2 separate regions of the Mus musculus genome follow, and region 1 is linked to region 2. A link is a contact called in ENCODE Hi-C data. All regions are on one chromosome and are shown on one strand. Each heading gives the region's core, a stretch centred on a gene start or an enhancer-like site at or near the end of the contact. The rest is flanking DNA. Distances are from core to core; before and after follow the strand shown. Region 1 holds the start of Abcc9 (ATP-binding cassette, sub-family C (CFTR/MRP), member 9). Region 2 overlaps Abcc9 (ATP-binding cassette, sub-family C (CFTR/MRP), member 9).

What was found. A loop is a pair of places that touch in the nucleus more often than their neighbours do.
Region 1: a map of heart shows a loop between it and region 2 (2.1-fold over the local background). The contact joins the promoter of Abcc9 here to the enhancer-like site in region 2. A Hi-C loop is called at or near these places in 3 of 37 maps with a recorded cell type or tissue (gastrocnemius and heart).

The regions. Positions count from the first base shown.
Region 1 is chr6:142,699,676-142,703,960 of GRCm38, forward strand. It overlaps Abcc9 (ATP-binding cassette, sub-family C (CFTR/MRP), member 9), which reads right to left and starts at 2,599. Exons shown (of 40, transcript NM_011511.2): 1 at 2,489-2,599; 2 at 2,142-2,228.
Region 2 is chr6:142,666,610-142,671,020 of GRCm38, forward strand. All of the region lies in intron 14 of Abcc9 (ATP-binding cassette, sub-family C (CFTR/MRP), member 9), which reads right to left. Among named protein-coding and RNA genes, the nearest start is that of Abcc9, 33 kb to the right of the region's middle. Within about 2 kb of position 1,647, at least 1 of the 3 ENCODE cell types and tissues checked has a DNase peak (open chromatin) inside an H3K27ac peak, as active enhancers do; it is heart, where a contact is called at or near this core.

The sequences.
Region 1 (4,285 bases), core at 1,349-3,848, 34 kb after region 2:
AGCTTGTATGGCTATAGCCCAAATGTTTGTATATAGTCTCTTACACAGATTATGTCTGATAAACCCATTTTTTATTAAGTCACTTATAGGCTCTCTAGTTGAGGTCTTTTTTTTATAAAATTATATTTTTAAAACAAATAGTTTAAAAAGATTTGACTATAGATTTGGTAAAACATTACCACTTCATAAAACTCATATGGGAGAAAGAATTGAATTTTTTTTAAATAATGACAAAATGGAAGCTATATGTTCATATATATACATTAGTAAATATTTTTGATAAAGATGGAAAACCAATCAAAAAATAACAGCCAGCAATGAGGCTTTTAAGACTAGTCCCTCATTTAGTGGAAATGACAAAATGAGACGTTAAGTCATTTACTTGCTTATTTGTCTGTCTGTCTGCACAGTGCAGCGCAGCGCAGGAGACCAAACCCAAGGCATCAAACATGCTGGGCCAATGCTCTGTCACTGAACGACATGTCCTGTCCCTAGCTCTATGATAGCATTCCACAAAAACATCTAGATTTTGTTCCCTCTGCTATGACCTCTGTGCCCTACCCTGCTTCCCACCCTCTCTGCTCCTTACACAGATGTCCATGTTTCCTTTTGACATCTCTTCTACTCACCCCTCTTGACCTTCAGATTCCTTTCTCTAAAGCCACTGTGCAGGAAGAAGGTTCTAATAGCCAGCTACATCAACAGCCAAAAGTAGGAAAAGAGGAAGTTTACTGCAGATACTATATTAGGTGTTGTGTCCATCAAAGATATTGAATCAAGATGGTGTGTGTGTGTGTGTGTGTGTGTGTGTGTGTGTGTGTGTGTGTGAACATCTGTGCATCTTGTTCTAGGATTTGAATCCAGATCCTCATGATGTCAGGCATTCACCCTACAAACCAAACTATACCCCAGCCTTCTAATAAATCCTTAAATTTCCAAACAGCGTCTGGTCTGTGGTTCCCTTCCAGAGCTCAGGCTGTTGTAAGCACTTGAGGAAGGCCATACACTGATGCTCTTGAGGGTCAGACTGTCACCTGCCATCCATTGCTGGTGCCCCTCCCCCTGTATCTGTTTAGGCTCAGTTTGTGCACGAAAGTGACAGCAACAAGGAGGAAAGGGACCATAGGGGAAAGCAGCCCATCTTCTCCCCACGAGCATAATCCCTCTGGAAGGCGGTCAAGTGCTTACAAGAGTCGTTGGGGATGGGGACTTGGAAGGAGCCAACTTCAAAACAGATCAAAAGTGAGACTTTGGCTGTGGGGTAGCCTGCAGGACAGAACACAGAGGGAAGAGGAGTCCTCTTGTTTCCTGCGGAGAATAGCAACAGCAGCGTGCTTGGCCCTGGCCCTGCACTGTGAGACGTTCCCCAGCCCCTGGTATGCATAAAACATGGTATCCGTTCAAAACTCTAGTAATGTATCTATCAACTCTTCTGATACTTCTACAGAGGAACAAAGGTTAACTGAAGTAATTCCAAAAACTGCTAAGATATTAAAAGATATCAGGAACTAAACGCTAGTTACTTTTGCCAGCCACTTAAGACTGAGTGAGAAGCAGCCACCTCCCTGCTCACCCGGCAGCGACTGTCAGTTGTGACCCCATTGACAGTGTCAGCCAAGCTCGGGCTCTGGACACATCTAAAGCAAACATGCACGGGATAGCTTTCCTTCTTGCATGTGGAACAACTCACCCCTGAGCTACTGAGCGCTTAGGCAAAGCATCCTGAATGAGAAGCTCACCTCTGAAAGGCACCTAAGGCAGCGACGACCCACCCACGACGTGCCCAGGATGTCCACCCTCCGCCAAAGCAAATGCTGCAATCGTTTCACTGAACTTGCTCAGTGGAGACCTCACAAAATGCGTAGATGTGTCTGGCTGTCTAACTAGCTGTCTGGCTGGTTCTATACAGATCCAAGTAGGAAATTTCCTAGCAAGAAAATGACCACGGACTTGATCCATTATCGAGTCTTAGTCCATGCGTTTACCCTCCAGGGGCTATGACGTTCTGTGACACAAGAAAGACAATGCTGGGGACCCCTGCGCAGATAAGATTGTTTTTAGACACTGTAACCAACGCGGAGCAAACAAGCAAACAATAAATAAATAAATAAATAAATAAATAAATAAATAAATAAATATACCTTGGCTTTGGCTCCAGGGCTTAGTCCCCCTACTGGTGCACTTGAGCTACCAACAGCCTGCCCACCGTCTGAAGATGTAAATTTCTCCTAAAGAGCAAAGAGTAACAAATTTAGTAGAGAAAAAGCTGCTGCGTGAATTGTAAAGGGGAATGGCTAACAAAGTCTCTCTCTATATATATATCAGTGACATCTTTCCCTGTTTCCAGCCGGTTTCGGCTCCAGCCGGCAGGATTGTGTAAGTCAAACTTTGGAAACCTGATCCCACCTTCTCGCCAGCAAGTCCCCTGAATCCTAGAAATAGCGAATGCCTTTACTGACGGAATACTAGATCAAAATCAACAGCTTACAGCCAGTGACTCCTCAGAGTGGTTGGGGATCTCTCTGTAGCAAGCCGAGGAGCTCACGCACTCCATGGGACGACAAGTTTTCCTCCCGGGTCAGCAGCCGGCGAGTGGATTATTTTTAGGGTGGTGGGAGGCCAGCTGCTGCCTCCTATCGCGTTTCTCCTCCGCTGCGCTGCGCTGTGGCCTGGGGCGGACACTGCCGCGCCCTGGCAGGAAACTGCAGGCACCCCAGACGCCTGAGGCGGGGACCCTCCCCATCCAGGACCCTCTTCACCCCCACCCTCCTTGCCCGGATCATCCCTACCTGGGACCCTCCATCACTCCGGCCATTCCCATTCAGGACCACCCTCCCCCAGACCCTCCACACCACTCCCCACTCCTCCGGAGCTGCTCCTACGGGTGAGCGCAGTGAAGATGTGCCAAACTCACGCCATATGTGGATCCCCCAAGACTCCACCAGAAAGCGGAACTTGCAAAAACCGACCCCCAGACCCTCAAAGAGGAGGCTTATCAGATATGAAAACATGGAAAGTATCAGCTCTGCAGGCAGCCTTAGCTTTAGCCACCAAAAAATGATTTAAAAGTGCCATCCATTCGCCCAGCTTCGCCCCCAGCAGGACTGAGAACTGAATAGTTCATTCTAGGCAAAACAAACTGCCACCAGGCATGCTTGTCTCACTTGGATGGGCAGGCACAGGGCAGAATCTTTCAGTGACCCGGGGAATTTGCCTGCTGGTCCAGACTAATGGACCAATGGCACTTGTCTGAGCACTCCAAAATTTGAGTTTGATTTCAAGTTTCAGCATCAACAGTATTTTTTATTTGTTCATTTGTTTCATCGCTTTCACAAACAGATATAATTAACTCTTAAAATAACAAAACTTGCTTAAAACAATATCTATTGAAGGCAGACTGTGGTTGGTGTTCTTCTGAAATGCCATCATTTGGGGGAAAGATGCAGGGAGTTCAAAGCAAGAAGCAGACACATAGCAGGTTAGAAGCCAGCTACACACACACACACACACACACACACACACACACACACACACACACACACACACACACACCCGCTTTTGATATAGATATGCATGTATATGTGACACTCCACAATAACTTTTCCTCTGGTGGTAAGGGGTGAATTTTAAATTAAAAAAAAATTTTTTTTGAGGGGGTGAAGGTTAGACACCCTGGCTTGGACTCAAACTCGCAGTAATCCTCCTGGCTCAGCTTCTAGATTGTTACGATTACAGATATGAGCCATGATCACACTGGGTAATTTTTGGCCTCAGTAACTCTTGAATAAACTCTCGAGATTCCCAAGGGCCAGTTTTGAGTCCTTTGCAGTAATCAGTGTTCGTAGCAACCGTCCTGATCAGATAAAGGCTCGTCAGCCTGGCGGGCTGGTGCCTTCGAGGTTCCTCATGCTGTCCCTAAAGTTGAACTCAGCACCCCATGGCCTCCTGGCCTCCAGAAGTTGCTGCTCAGAAGCTGACCCCAGCACAGCATGCCCCAGAGGAGATGAGAATGGAGTCACTTTCTGGGAAGGTCCTTGCAGCCTTGGCCAGCTTCCAGAGCCAGAATGTACCACTTCCAGGGGCCTCCAAGGCCAGAAAGAGCTGGCACCTACGATGATCCTGGACTGATCTTACGGCCTCGGAATGGCATGTAACTGCACCCTATAGCAAGCTTTTGGGGCCAGGAAAAGAGAGTGTGGTTCGAGAACAGGGAAACTCAGAATTGTGTCCAGAATGTGGAAACACCAAGTCGGGCAGAGAATTGGGAACTAGGAGACAGATAATG
Region 2 (4,411 bases), core at 397-2,896:
AAGCAGACAACAGCACACATGACATTGAACGCGTACTCTATGCCTAGAGTTTGAATGTAGGCATGTCTGATACAAGTCAGTTTGCTAGCCTGCCTTCACCACTGTTAGGGGCAGTCTTTTGCTAATGCCTCATCTGTTCAGATAATTGAAAAATGTGCTTACAGTTGTATTTATACAAATTCACCTGCTCACTTCTCAAATACTACTTTGGTTTTTTAATATTTATTCTGATTTTTACTACGCATCTGTTAAAGTTGCGTGTATGTGAATGCAGGGAGAATAGAAGAGAGTATCAGATTCCCTGTAGCTGGACTAACTAGAAATGGCGAGCCTTCTGACATGGGTTCTGGGAACTTAACTTGAGTCCTCTAGAAGATCACTGTGTGGCCTTAACCACTGACTCATCCCTTCAACCCCTCAAATAGGACTTGAAACCCTTGGACAGGTGTTACATTAATGCAGAATAACCAATTGTGTGACTGATAGTTGCATAGTTTTTGATAGTGGTTATGAAGCCTTGTCATTTGTAATACAGAGACCTGGCCAAGGTATAAGCATGCCTGATAATAGCTATCAATAACTATTTCTTTTACAGATGGTGATATGGGAGACTTGCCAAGCAGAAACAGCTCCGAGAGGCACATGAGAGGAAAGACAAAATTGTTCTTGGTGTTGTTGTTGCTACTTGGAAATGAGAGATTTCTTTAATAACAATTTTCTCCTCTGGCAAATAACATCTTTGGACATAGTTACTGCATTACACACCAAATACCAAATGCCTACAAGGAATACTACATATTCTACTCCAGAAGGGAAAACACATAAATTATTTCTATGGAAGTAAAGTAACTTTAGCATTATGGGAAAAAACACTCTTATTCGACTAGTTTTTGTTTTTAGGGCAGGATCTCGGGTAACCCAAGATGGCCTAACTTCAGTATGTAGCAGAGGGGAACCCTGAACTCCTGGTCTTCCTGCCTCTACCTCCCAAGTGCTGGGACTCCGAGGATATATCACCCTCCCTGTTCTTTTTTATAAGAATTTTATTTTTTTATTTTAATTTTATGTGTATGGGTGTTTTGCCTGTATGTACTTCCGTGTACCACCTGTATGCCTGGTACCTGCAGAGGCCAGAAGAAGGTGTTTGGATTCCCTGGAACTGCAGTCAGGTTTTAAGTGACAAGTGACTTCTCTTTAGTCTGTTTTGTGGCACTTTGCCCTAAAACTCACAGTGTGGGTGGGTTGAGGCTGTGCCAAGACATCCTGTGCCAAATAAAATTTGCCTCTTTGTCCCAGTTTGTTATAAACATAACAACAGGTGCGTGGCATGTGTCTGTGTGCACATGTTCCACTCTGTGACTGTGACAAGGGCACCTGGCTACTGATCTGAACTGTTTGAAAAGAAAGCCTAGGGCTTGACCTGGAGCAGGGAACTCCTCATGGCACTGAGTTTCCTCAGGCGAAGAGCTTCCAAGCTTCCTCATGCACACAGAACAGAGCTATGAGTTTGCTTCAGCCCATTCTAACACACCACACTTCTGAATGCGCTTACGAGCCCAGTAAAGAGTGTATAACTTCTAAGAGCCCTGAAGAGATATTTCAAAATCAGCTGACTGAAGTCTTAGTCTCCAATTATAAACAGGCAGCTCAGCTCACTGCTGGCCAACTGGCATTTGAGACTAGTCACGGGTTCCCAGGCACTGAAGCAAATGCAGAGGCCAGTCCACACTGGGAAAACGCTTGTTTGGGTTCCCAGAACTAGTACCCAGTGGGAAAAATATCTGGCCACTTCTGTTGACCCACCACCTCTGTAGGACCTGCAAATCAACCCAGAACGTTATTTTAGAGAAGAGAGCTTTTAGAAGCACATTCTGTTTGGCCTCAAGCTGGCCTGGGGCCCTAAAGTATGCTGGGCTTTATCAGCCTGGCAAATGCCTTTTCCCCAAGAGGGATAGAGTGGGAGGGCTATGATAAACTCACAGAGGGTAATATCCACCTTCCACCTCACTAGGATTTATTACCAGGATTGTATACTGTGGGTTTGAAGAAGAGCCCTTTTATCTTTCTCAAATCAACTCTCAAAGTCCTTTTAATGTTTGGCAAGCTCCTTCTTCCAGAGCCATGGTATGTTGTAAGTTATAGGCTGCTTTCTACTTCAACTTCTAGCGCAAAGTCAAGTTTCAATTAATTAAGACTGCAACCCTGGAAGGGGTGCCCATTAAATAGAGAAAATGAAAATAAGGACCAAAATAGAAGACTCTGGCCATTTATCAATTTTATCGTCTGAAGCAGCTTCCCTGCCAGAGTGTGGCCTAATTTGGAAGCATGACTTCGGGACTTCAGTCAGTGATCTATGCAAGCCATCGCTAAGACAGAACAATGAGAGCGAAAAGGAAGGTAGCTGAGGCCAGAGGGTCTGAACTCTAAAGTCCAAGAGCTTATGAACAATTACTGAAAGCCTGGTTCAGAGAAGAGGACTGACGCTCTGTTAGGATACCATCCCCCCCCCACTTGGCCCTTTCCAGGATAGAGTCACCTGCGTAGTGAGGTATCAAGCATTTAGTCACTGAAAAGTTCATAGAAACTGCTGCCTACAATCAAGGTATTGAGCATAAAACTCTAGGTTTCTCAGTAACGCATGAGCCTTGTGGAAATTATTATTTTGAAGTGTTCTACATTGCTGTCGATGGCAGAGTGCACCCTTAAGTGTTCAAGTTTTCTTCGATGTCACGGCATATAGATATTTCTTTCAAAACTCATATACAAATGTGGCAAAGGCTGTCTGCAGCACATGCTGGGATTCTATAAGCTATATCAAGATGGCTAAGTGAGAATGAAATACAACTTCGAGATTGCCTTGTTTATAAGATGGTCTAGGACAGCAGATGGTGGCACAGATAGCACAGTGTGGCTTGTCAACATATTTGTGTCTATGGTACAAAGGGAAGAAATGGGAAATGGTTACCATCACATAACACATGCTCTGGTAGCCACGCGTCACGGCAAATGATAACCGAGGCAGTCTACCCTGGCTGTAAGCATATTTAAAAGAGAAAATGAACAGTTTTCAAGTCTTTCTTTTTTCAGTGACTATGAGCTAGAATTTTTTTTTCCGGCAGATTAAACTACAATCCAAGCACCCTATTCTGTTGGTTTGGGAATCTCCCATTACTGCTGGTACACCTGTAGACTGGTTCAGCTGCAGTGGGAAACATCATGGTAACATTGATAATATATTAAATATACGTGCAAGCTTTGACCTGTGTCACATCAAAAGAAAGCACCATTACCATCTTCATGATGAACCTTTAAAGTACCACCATAGTTATCACCATCACTTATAGAAATCTGGCCTAACCCAACCACCAGAGAAAACTGCAAAGGCAAACAGAGCTTTTCACTGCCTTGACATTAAACATGTTAGGGGGAAATAAGATGTGCTAAGTGCCCAATAAAAAGCCGATTATTCAATAAATGTGATTGTTTCTAAAGAGTGGACTGTGGAATAGCTAGTAAGAAGAATCTTTCTCCTGCAGTAGGTGAAAACAAATGTAGAAACCCACAGCCTGGACATTGCGCAGAGAACAAGAGATCTTGGAACACAGCCCCAAATGGAATGTTTCCATCAAATCCCTCCCCTCAGAGTTCAGGGAACCCCAGAGGAGAAAGAGGAGGAAGAAGGGTGTAAGAGCCAGAGCAGATGGAGGACACCACACAAACAAGGCCTCTACATCAACATGAGCAAAGCTAATATGAACCCACAGAGACTGAGGCAGCACACACAGGGCCAGACAGGTCTGCACCAGACCCTCTGTGTACGTATTAAGTTTCCAGTTTAGTGTTTTATGGGATCCCTGACTGTGCAAATGACTGAGTCTCTTCTTATGCCTTTTCTTGGGTTCTTCCCCTTCTGTTGGTTTGTCTTGTCTGAGTTCCATGTAATAATTTTTGTTTTATCTTATTATATTTTATTTTGTTATTATTTTAAAAAAATCAAATGGACAAAATGAACAAATAGAAACGGAGCCACTGAGGTAAAGCTGAACAACTGAACTCTCCTTTATACCTACTGGGGAAGGGAAAATCAGCTTTCTCCAATAACGTGACTTTGGGTATATCAACCACTCCAGAATAGACCTCTCGTGTTCAGGGGTAGTTGGCCAACATATAAGGGACTCCACAGTTGTGTGTGTGTGTGTGTGTCTGTCTTTTTTTTTCCATTTTTTATTAGGTATTTAGCTCATTTACATTTCCAATGCTATACCAAAAGCCCCCCATACCCACCCACCCCCACTCCCCTACCCACCCACTCCCCCTTTTTGGCCCTGGCGTTCCCCTGTACTGGGGCATATAAAGTTTGCGTGTCCAATGGGCCTCTCTTTCCAGTGATGGCCGACTAGGCCATCTTTTG